Linked DNA regions of Homo sapiens: region 2 is linked to region 1. A link is a contact called in ENCODE Hi-C or POLR2A ChIA-PET data. All regions are on one chromosome and are shown on one strand. Each heading gives the region's core, a stretch centred on a gene start or an enhancer-like site at or near the end of the contact. The rest is flanking DNA. Distances are from core to core; before and after follow the strand shown.

Region 1 (5,272 bases), core at 1,925-4,424:
GACACATGCCCCTGGTCACACAGCAGGTGGCAGTGCCAGTTACGATGGACTTGACATCCCCATGCTCCTAACCACTGTACGTTTACTATCCCCCTTGGAAACAGTAGATATCTGAACCCACACCACCGCTACCCTTCTTCTGTCCATGGTAGACATTATCAGTGGATCATGACACTCCTTCCTGTCAATTCTGAATGGTGCCTCAGGATCCTTCTTTTTTTTTTGAGATGGAGTCTCACTCTGTCACCCAGGCTGGACTGCAGTGGCGTGATCTTGGTTCACTGCAACTTCTGCCTCCCAGTTTCAAGTGATTCTCCTGTCTCACCCCTCTCAAGTAGCCGGGACTACAGGCACATGCCACCATGCCCAGATAAGTTTTGTATTTTTAGTAGAGACGAGGTTTCACCATGCTGGCCAGGCTGGCGTCGAACTCCTGACCTCAGGTGATCCACCGCCTCGGCCTCCCAAAGTGCTGGGATTACAGGCATGAGCCACCGCGCCCGGCCCAGGGTCCTTCTTAACTCAGTGTTTCAGGCAGCTACCACCACCTTATTGGAAATGGCTTTTGAGCTGAAACTCACTTGCTGTCCCTATCATGAGATACTGATGGTGCCTAGCAGATGCCCCATAAGCACTGGCACCATAATGCATGGGGCCCAGGGCTGGAACATTCCTGTTATCCCCTAAACCCACCTCCTGCAAGCCACTCCTGAGCTCTCTGGGAGCTAGGCTGGGCATCGGGAGCTCTGTATTTTAGTCCCAATTCTACCACAAACACTGAGCAAAGCATAGACTCTCTTTGGGCCTCGGTTTCCCCATCTGGAAAATGAGGCAAAATGAGATAATGCTGACCCCACACTTGGCTTCTCTCTTATGTCTGGCTTCTGCCTGGACACTGGGGCTGGGGCAGGGCAGCCTCAGCCCAGGGAGCTGGCATGACAGGCGGGCACTCACTCTGGCTGGCCGTGTAGACGCCGTCTGCGGCCAGGGGGTCTTCCTTCACAGTCTGGGAGCCGGAGGAGAACTCGGGAAGGCAGGGCACGAGGGAGCCCAGCACCAGAACAAAGCACAAGGCTGCCACCTGGTAGCAAAGAGAGAGTGGCATCAGATCTGGGGTAAGGAGGGGCCACGGCCCTGACCACCCCACTCCTCCTCTCCCAAACCAACAGGCACAAAAGTCTTAGCGTTTTCCCAAGGAAGCAGCTGCTCCAGTCGACCACTCCCTCCTACATGTGGGGTCTCCTATCCTCTCTGGGGAAGGCAGGGACAGCCCAGGCCATCCCAGCCCATTGTAGGGGGGTCGCCACAGGCAGTGCTAGAAGTAAGAGGGAAGTGGCCAATGTGGAGTCCCCTTACGGGGTAGAGGAATCAGGAAAGGAAGGAATAGGTGCAGGTGGGGCTTGGGGCTGGGACGAGGGAGGGGGACACACCGCCACATCACGTTCTCAGCAGGATTCTGAGGAGCCTGGCTAGCGGGAGGTGCTGAGAGCCACGGAGCCCACACTACCCCTGCCCATAGCCTGGTTCTGCTGCCTGACAGCTCGAGGGTCTCGGAGGGCCGGGGCATGCTGAGCCAGGCGGCAAGAGACTGGCCATTTCCAGAAGAAGATAGAAGAGGGACTGGAAGAGGTCTGAAACACGCCCTGGGAGCCTTCCGGGTTTCCAGGGGTTTCCTCAGCCTTTTCACTGCCATCTGTTCCAGAAAGAACCATGTCCGTTCTTCCCTGAGTCTCCCCAAGCCCTTCCCTGCACAAGGCCTGTGGAAGCCGCCTCCTCAAGGAACCTGCCCAGCTGTCCCCTAGCTGGGGCCACTGGAGTCACCTACACATCTACACTGTGTTAACCAGTCGGGGACCGGTGTGAGGCAGAAGGCACCATGGGCTTGGAGAAGGAGTCTGGAGTCTGCTAGAACCAGCCCACCAGGCGCCAGGATGGTGTACCCTGGGACGCTGCCCACGATGTTACCGATCCTTAAAGCTCTGCCCAACCCTGGAAAAAGCCAGCCTTGGGAAGAACTCTCCTCCTGTGGGTCTGTGGTGGAGGGAGCCACACCTACCATGAGGCAGGTCCCAGTCTGGGTGGCGGCCATCTTGTAAGGTCTGGAGATCTTGTTGGTGACCAGAGTCTGGAGTTTCTGCAGCTGCTGGAGCAGGGTCCTGAGGAGGGCACAGCAGTCAGCTGGCAGGCTTTGACCCCGCAGGCATCTCTGCCTCCTGGAGCTCTCCTAGGGGGCTGGCTCCAGACTTGGCCTCCACGCCAGGTGCCCGTTTCAGTCAAGATAGGAAAGGTCACCTCCTGCGTGGCTCCTCTGCAGAGTGGCCTGGCGCCTGGGGCCTGCCTCATGGTGACTGGCTGGGTCACCTTGTGGAAGCTCAGGCCTGCCCTGTGATGCTCCTGGCCAAGGGGGTTGGAGGAGGGAAGGCCTGCCCCCAGCTGCACAGATGCCAGCCTTCTTTTGCTTAACCGACACCTGCCACAGTTTCACTGACCTTCCCTCCCTGGCACCCCCAGCACCCTGAGCTGATAAGAAGGAGCTGTTTGGCACAGTGCCTGGTATGTAGTGAGTGTCTAGTAAATGGTAGCTATTGTTTTTGTTAGGTTTTTTGTTTTGTTTTGTTTTGAGACAGAGTCTCGCTCTTTCACCCAGGCTGGAGTGCAGTGGTGCGTTTGCGACTCACTGCAACCTCCGCCTCCGAGGTTCAAGTGATTCTCCTGCCTTAGCCTCCTGACTAGCTGAGACTACAGGCGTGCGCCACCATGCCGGCTAATTTTTGTATTTTTAGTAGAGACGGGGTTTTGCCAGGCTTGTCTGGAACTCCTGACCTCAGGTGATCCACCCGCTTCGGCCTCCCAAAGTGTTGGGATTACAGGCATGGGCCACCGTGCCCAGCCATTTTTGCTTTATTGCTGTGTTTGCTTTTATCACGGCACTTCGTTTATTTATATATCTCCACATCAGTCTCCTTTATTAACTGTGGCCTCCCTGAGGGTGAGGACCGGGTCCCACTCAGCGTGGAATCTTCTGGGTGCATACAGAATGCGTTCAGCACAGGCTTGGTGGGCAAATGTTTAATCTCTCTCCACCCAAACGGGCACGTAGGGGTTGCAGTTCCCACAATGTACAGCAGGTGGCGAAATAACTACAAGGGCTTGGACCTACTTTGGGCCAGAAAGGAACCCCAGCCAGAGACAGAGGGGTGGGGTGGGGGGTCAGGTGGGATTCTCCAGGCCAATCAGGGAACAGAGGAGTGGCTGGATCCCGCTGGAGAAGCTGGGGGAGAAGGAAGGAAAGAAGGAAAAAGTCTTGTGTTGAGCACCTGCTGCATACCAAGGCTGTTGTCTAGGTTATTGTAATTAATCCCAGCAAATAATTATTAAAGACCTACCACAGGCTCATGGCTGGGCACTATCAGGAATTTGGAATGAAAATAATGGTGGGGTGTGGTGGCTCACGCCTGTAATTTCAGCACTTGTGGGAGGCTGAGGCAGGAGGATTACATGAAGTCAAGAGTTCAAGACCAGCCTGGCCAACATAGTGAAACCCTGTCTCTACTAAAAATACAAAAATTAGCCGGGTGTGGTGGTACACGTCTGTAATCCCAGCTATTTGGGAGGCTGAGGCATGAGAATTGCTTGAACCCAAGAGGCGGAGGTTGCAGTGAGCCGAGATTGTGCCACTGCACTCCAGCCTGGGCGACAGAGCAAGACTGTGTCTCAAAAAAAAAAAAAAAGTAAATAAAAATAAAAAAGTAAAAATAATGAAAGAAGGCCAGGTGCAGTGGATCACACCTATAATCCCAGCACTTTGGGAGCCAAAGCAGGAGGTATGCTTGAGTCCAGGAGCTGGAGACCAGCCTGGGCAACACAGCAAGACCACGTCTCTACAAAATACTTAAAATTAGCCAGGGGTGGTGGTGTGCGCCTGTGGTCCTAGCTACTTAGGAGGTTGAGGGGGGAGAATCAGGAGTTTGAGGCTGCAGTGAGCTATGATCACCCCACTACGCTCCAGCATGGGCAACAGAGTGAGACCCTATCTCAAGAAAATAAATAAATAAAAATAATGAAAGAAGAATAAAAGCTAACATGAATTGCACATTTCTAAATGCCAAGCATCAGGCTGGATCCTTTATTCGCAGGATCTTATTAATACCCTCACATCCATCCTATGAGATAATGTTTCTTTTCTTTCTTTTTTTTTTTTTTTGAGACAGAGTCTCACTCTGCCACCCAGGCTGGAGTACGGTGGCACCATCTCAGCTCACTGTAACCTCTGCCTCCCGGGTTCCAGTGATTCTTTTCCCTCAACCTCCTGAGTAGCTGGGATTACAGGCATGCACCACCACATCCGGCTAATTTTTGTATTTTTAGTAGAGATGGGGGTTTCACCATGTTGGCCAGGCTGGTCTCGAACTCTTGGCCTCAAGTGATTTGCCCGCCTCCGCCTCCCAAAATGCTGGGATTACAGGCGTAAGCCACTGTGCCTGGCCCTATGAGATAATGTTTCTATCATCCCCATTTAGACGAAGAAACAGGGGCCCAGAGATATTTAACGATTTCTCCAGAGTCACAAAAATGGCAGAGCAGCGTAAGAACCCAGAGCTGTGACTTGACGTGGCTGCTACCTGCCAGGCACTGTCCTGCTGTCTCTATACTCCTGTTTCTCAAACTTCATAGTACATGTGAATCACCCAAGGACCTTGTGAATGTGCAGTTTTTAGCTCAGTAAGTCTGGAGAGAGTTCTGAAATTCTGCATTTTTTTTTTTGAGACAGAGTCTGGCCCAGGCTGGAGTGCAGTGGCACAGTGTCAGCTCACTGCAACTGCCGCCTCTCGGATTCAAGTGATTCTTCTCCCTCAGCCTCCCGAGTAGCTGGGATTACAGGCGCCCACCACCACGCCCAGCTAATTTTCTATTTTTAGTAGAGATGGGGTTTCACCATGTTGGTCAGTCTGGTCTCGAACTCCTAACCTCAAATGATCCACCCCCCTCATCCTCCCAAAGTGCTGAGATTACAAGCGTGAGCCACCGTGCCCAGCCTGCATTTCTAACAAGCTCCTAGGTGATGCTGATGTTGCCTGTCTGGGTCAGCTGGCTTTGAGTAACAAGGATTTACACCAGTGGTTCTCAAACTTGAGGGTGCAACCTAATTACGTGGAGGGCTTATTAAAACACAGGGCGCTGGGCCCTACCCCTGGAGCTTCTGATTCAGTAGACCTGGCATGGGGCCCGAGAATAAGCATTTCTAATAATTCCCAGGGATTGTTGCTGGTCT
Region 2 (5,272 bases), core at 2,001-4,500, 380 kb after region 1:
AGAGAGAGAAGATGCTTGTGCCAGGTGGCACCAGAGTTTGCCAATTGATCCTTCTTATTCTGTGTGTACATGCAAAGATTGGACCATGTTACATGAAATAGTGCCAGCTGGAGGTTCTTTGCCAGCACCATGCCAAGTGAAATAATATATTTACTCTCTCTATTATACACCAGTGTGTGCCTGCAGCAGCCTCCACAGCCACGATGGGTTTGTTTCTGTTTTCTTGGGTGGGGAGCAGGGACGGGCGGAGGGAGGAGAGCAGGTTTCAGATCCTTACTTGCCGAGCCGTTTGTTTAGGTAGAGAAGACAAGTCCAAAGAGTGTGTGGGCTTTCCTGTTTCTAAACTTTCGCTACTATAAAACCAAAAAAAGGAATTGAGATTTCACCAACCCCAGTGCCCAGAAGAGGGAAGGGGAGTGGCTGGAGGGAGCAGGGGGTGGGACAGTGTATCAAATAAGCAGTATTTAATCACCTCTGGCGGGGGCCTCGTGCAAGGGGAGACTGACACCAAGAACAGCCAGTAGGTTCTTCTCCCCTGCACTCTGCTCCCTGCGCGGTAACCCCACCACTCCTGAAGCCTGCCCAGTCTCCTTCCTTCCCTGCTTGGTGAGTCGCGCATCTCCGTGGTTATCCCGCTGTCTCCTCTCCAAGAACAAGCAGAGCCCGGGCCACTGGCCCTTGCCCAAGGCAGGGAAGAAGGATGTGTGTGTCCAGGAAGGAAAAAAAGGTGGATCAGTGATTTTACTTGAAAACAAGCTCCATCCCTTTTCTATATTTATAAGAAGAGAAGATCTTGAGTGAAGCAGCACGCGACCCAGGTGTGTGTGAATTGAATGGAGACGTTTCTTTTCTCTTTCTTTAATTTTTGTTTTTGTTCTTTTTTTCTTTAAGGAAAGTTTTATTTTACTGTTCATTTTACTTTCTTGGTAACAAAAACTAAAATAAGGAATAGAAAAGCTGTTTTTCAGGCTGACAGTCCAATTAAGGGTAGCCAAGACCTTGCATGGTAGAGTAGGAATCATAGTGTCAGTGAGGTCCCGTGAGTCTTTGTGAGTCCTTGTGTCATCGTTCGGGCACTGTTTTTTTATGCAAGGGCAAAAATCTTTGTATCTGGGGAAAAAAAACTTTTTTTTAAATTAAAAAGGAAAATAAAAGATATTGAGGTCTTCCTAGTGTTACTTAAATTAAGATCAAGGTAAGAAACATTGTAAAAAAAAATTACAAAAGTGCTATTTGTTTCCTAAAAACAGTGATTTCTATTAAAAAGGTGTCAGAACTGGAGAAAATGCCGTGTAGTTATAATTTTTTAGCACAGACCCTGCTGATCACGATGACATTTTGCCGTGTGTGTGTCTCTAGACTGGTGGGCCAGTCTCCTTGAAGGACAGAGGCGGAGCTCCCCACCCTTCTCTCTCCTCAGAAAAGACCGTGCTCTCTTCTTGGTGCAGGGATCTTGTCTCCTGTTGTGAAGCCCAAATGGAAGCGTGGATGGTATCAGGGCCCTACCCGTGGTCTTCTCAGATTCTGCTAGAGCAAAAGGCTGGTGCCTAAATAAGATCCCTTCCTTTGGTGCTGCTTTTGGTCTTTCAGCCACCAGCATTATGAGTGCCTGGGGGACACCTCCGAGGGAACTGGCCAGCGGAGCTCTGTGGTGCGCACGCACCCTGGCCGTGACAGGAGGGTGCGGGAGTACAGGCTGGCTGCATCAGCCCTTGGTGCTTAGAACAGAGGAGGAGTGACATGTTTTGAGGGTACGTCTCTGAGACAGAGCCCCAGCGTGGCCTTCGCTCTGTCTTGCCTTTGGGGAGAGGTCTGAAGCTCCCACTCCTTTCTCTGCCTGTTGGCTCCAGGCACCAGAAATTTACTCCACTCCACCCACCCACAAGCCTCCTGGGTGACCCTGGGCTAGAATTGCTGCGCTTGCCTCGGCTTGGCCGGTTGTGGCCTCTCCTTGAGAAAACCAGGGTTGTGAAAGACTCAGACCATTCTCTCATCTTGCCTTGTCAGAAGTAAATTGTGTCAGATTTGTGCTCTCGCTGGAGACCTTTGCCCCTTGCGTGCCCCTGGCCGATGGGAGGGCGGTGGAGGCTCTGTACCCTGGCCCTGCTGGAGCATCTCCCCCAAGCCCACTCCAGGCCCTGGGAATGGCCAGAGTCTAGGAGAGGTAGAAACGATCCTATCAGCTTCTCTCCCACCCAATTAGGCCCAGAGAGACAAAGACAGATCTGAAAGCAAATGCAACAGAGAAGAGACACTTCTTAGAGTAAAATGTGTCTCATCTCTATCAGCCATCGCCTTTCATCTTCCCAGGGGCCTCAGAAGAAGGAATTAAGTTAGGCTGAACAGGCCTCAGAGTTAGGCCCTGGCTGCTTGATTGGCTGAGGGGGAAAGAGTTCCCTTTTCTCATTCAGAAACCAAGGTGCTGTGTCTAGTCAGGGAGCCTTGGAGATGCCTGGACTAGTTGGAGGAATCGTTGGCAGAGGATCAGAGACCAGCAGCAGGCTGTCTGCCCTGTCTAGAGCTCTTCCCCTCAACTTGTCTGGGCCCATCTGGGGGTTGCCACACAACACCTAACTTACCTTTTCCTGAAAGAAGTTGGGAAACCATCATCACTAGAGGCCTTTGCTCAGAGAGGAGCTGCCTTAGGAGTCTTGGGTCGGAGGACGGGGCTAGGAATTGACCAGGGCTTTGCCTGCCGCCCTCAGCAGTGTCGGGTACATTCTGACCTCGCCTGCAGCTGGGCTGTGGATTCTTCCTGACATTCAGATGTGAGCTGTTTTGGGAGTCAGCTAGTATGGAGTACGAGATGCAACCCAGCCCCCAAACCTACATTCTGCACTCAAATTCCAAAACACTGCTTTACTGTAAAGAAGAGGCCCCTGGCACCCAATCTCCCTGTCCTTCACTGTCCCCTCAGACCTGGGCGGGGAGGGGGGGGGGCCTGTGACCACCTGAGACATACGCTCGTGACACTGCCCCACCCCAGCCACCTCCACTTGCTTCCTCCTCCTTCCCTCCGCTGCTCTTTCCCCACGGCCCAGAATTTAGCTGCTCTGACAGCCACTTTTGAGACCAGCTGGCTTTGTAGTCACTTCAGAGAGCTGGAGCGGCTGCCCACTGGGCCCTGACTGGGAGTCCCCTGCCAGCTCCTGATCAGGCGCTGCGCCCTGGTGGCAGTGATGACTGGGAGTCCCCTGCCAGCTCCTGTCCAGGCGCTGCATCCTGGTAACAGTGAGGCCATGTTGCTGTCATCTCCACCTCTGCATTCTTGCTGCCTGTGGGTCCTTTTTCTTTCATGGAGCCTGCTGGGTCTTGTCTCACCTGTGCTGAGCTCCTCTGGGGTTTTGATTTCTTCCTTCCTTATCAGGCCCTTTGGGGTAAGCCTGCTGGTTGTACCTGACATAGGGAGGCAGTTAGGGGCAGTCCCTGGTGGGGCCGCCCTGGCAGCCTCCAGCTGGCACCATCGTGTGCCTGGTTTCCCTGCAACACCTGCCTCTCTGTCCCTGCTGCTGCTTGGCTCAGGCCCAACAGGCAGCGTGCATGGAGGTGGTTACACACAGCTGTTTCCGTGAGGGTGACCGTGTCTGCAGCACGCTTCCGTCTCCGCATGCACGGCTGCCTCTCCAGCCACCTCTGATACTTCTCTCTTGGGGCCATCAGAGCCTCCCTTGGGCTGTCACCTCCCAGCTCACACACACTCTTCAGTGGTTTCCTCTCTTCATTCTCTTATAGGGCGTGGTCCTTCTTATTTATCTAAAGGGCTGAATTTAGGAGACTTTTTACCCAGGGGCAAAAGGCTCTTAGGGTAATGAGATGGATGGTGGCCCAGGTGCATTTTCCAGGGCCTGGGTTCTCCAGATCCCGTGGCTTCTGTTGAGTGGAGGCAACTTTGCTCTGTGTGAACCTCGCCCCTGTCCCTCTGCCGGGCACCCCTGGCAGGAAGCAGGACTCCCATCCTCACCCTGACTTAGACTGTCCTCTGAGTCAGCTCCTCTCCAAGACAGGAGTGGGCAGCCCTGGGCAGTCTTCTGGCCCCTTGCTAAAGTGAGGGGCAGGAAGCTGGGGCTGCCCTCCAGAAAGCCGGGGTAGGAACTCTGAAAAATACCTCCTCTAAACGGAAGCAGGGCTCTCCAGTTCCACTTGGCGCCCCCTCCCACAAGGCCCTTCCTCCCTGAGGACCCCACCCCCCTACCCCTTCCCCAGCAGCCTTTGGACCCTCACCTCTCTCCGGTGTCCGTGGGTCCTCAGCCCAGGGTGAGCTGCAGTCAGGCGGGATGGGACGGGCAGGCCAGAGGTCAGCCAGCTCCTAGCAGAGAAGAGCCAGCCAGACCCCAACCCTGTCTCTTGTCCATGCCCTTTGTGATTTCAGTCTTGGTAGACTTGTATTTGGAGTTTTGTGCTTCAAAGTTTTTGTTTTTGTTTGTTTGGTTTTTGTTTTGAGGGGGTGGGGGGGGATACAGAGCAGCTGATCAATTTGTATTTATTTATTTTAACATTTTACTAAATAAAGCCAAATAAAGCCTCTCAGCCTCATGGTGTTGGGTTTGGGGCAGGGGAGGGTGGGCAGGACACATTCCAGTCCCAGCCTCTGCCCTCCCTGACTGGCTGTCTGGGGGTGGGGGGCGGGGGGGTGCTTGCCCTTAAGGGCCCAGGCCCTCCTGTGACCCCAGCTGGATGTAGCACCTCCCTTGTGCACTGACGCCCTAGCCCCAGAGTGCCCTTGCTCCCCCAAACCAGGAACACAAAAAAGATGTTTTAAAACTTTAATTATGAAAAAGGGATAAACAATTCAAGATGGGGGAACCAGCCCCAAACTGGCTGGGGCAGAGAGAGACCAGTCCCCAGCCATACAATAGCAGCAAGGGGAAGACCCCACCCCACAGATGCTCTGCCCCAGCCCTTCCCAGAGACCTTAAATAATTTAAATAGCAGGGATGGCGGAGGGCAGGTTGCCCTGGTGTCTGCCCAATGCTAAGATGAGGGGCAGCGCCGGCCCAGCCTCAGCCTCGGGCAGGGCTCTGGGGCTGCTGCAGGGCTGGGAGGTATTTGAGGGCAGCAGCCCCATGGTGGCGGGACAAGTCCTGGTGGAATTCGTCCTTGAGGGCCTGGAGGCAGTCACGATAGGTGGGGCTGGAGCGGAAGCGGGAGATGTCCAGGCTTGGAGCGTGGGGCAGATGGATGGTGAAGGCCTCGGGCAGCACCAGGAGCTCATATTCCTGCAGGGTGGGGCAGAGGAGCAGTGGCTGCCTGGCTTGCCTGGCCTGCGGGGAAG

Evidence for each region. A loop is a pair of places that touch in the nucleus more often than their neighbours do. ChIA-PET counts read pairs that join two places held with the same protein, here RNA polymerase II (POLR2A). Pooled maps may share reads with other maps.
Region 2: a pooled map shows a loop between it and region 1 (3-fold over the local background). The contact joins two enhancer-like sites. A Hi-C loop is called at or near these places in 1 of 37 single-sample maps with no recorded cell type and 3 of 50 pooled maps. POLR2A ChIA-PET finds 5 or more read pairs at or near these places in 2 of 52 experiments (BJ and WTC11).

What each region holds. Positions count from the first base shown.
Region 1 is chr11:46,313,170-46,318,441 of GRCh38, reverse strand. CREB3L1 (cAMP responsive element binding protein 3 like 1) reads right to left here. Exons shown (of 12, transcript NM_052854.4): 9 at 2,057-2,156; 10 at 955-1,081. Among named protein-coding and RNA genes, the nearest start is that of DGKZ, 32 kb to the left of the region's middle. Within about 2 kb of position 3,174, at least 5 of the 41 ENCODE cell types and tissues checked have a DNase peak (open chromatin) inside an H3K27ac peak, as active enhancers do.
Region 2 is chr11:45,928,574-45,933,845 of GRCh38, reverse strand. It overlaps PHF21A (PHD finger protein 21A), which reads left to right. Exons shown (of 19, transcript NM_001352027.3): 19 at 1-4,527. LARGE2 (LARGE xylosyl- and glucuronyltransferase 2) reads right to left here. Exons shown (of 14, transcript NM_001300721.2): 14 at 4,750-5,216. The coding sequence ends at 5,001. Among named protein-coding and RNA genes, the nearest start is that of LARGE2, 8.6 kb to the right of the region's middle. RefSeq lists enhancers at 3,259-3,348, 3,699-3,888. Within about 2 kb of position 3,250, at least 18 of the 41 ENCODE cell types and tissues checked have a DNase peak (open chromatin) inside an H3K27ac peak, as active enhancers do.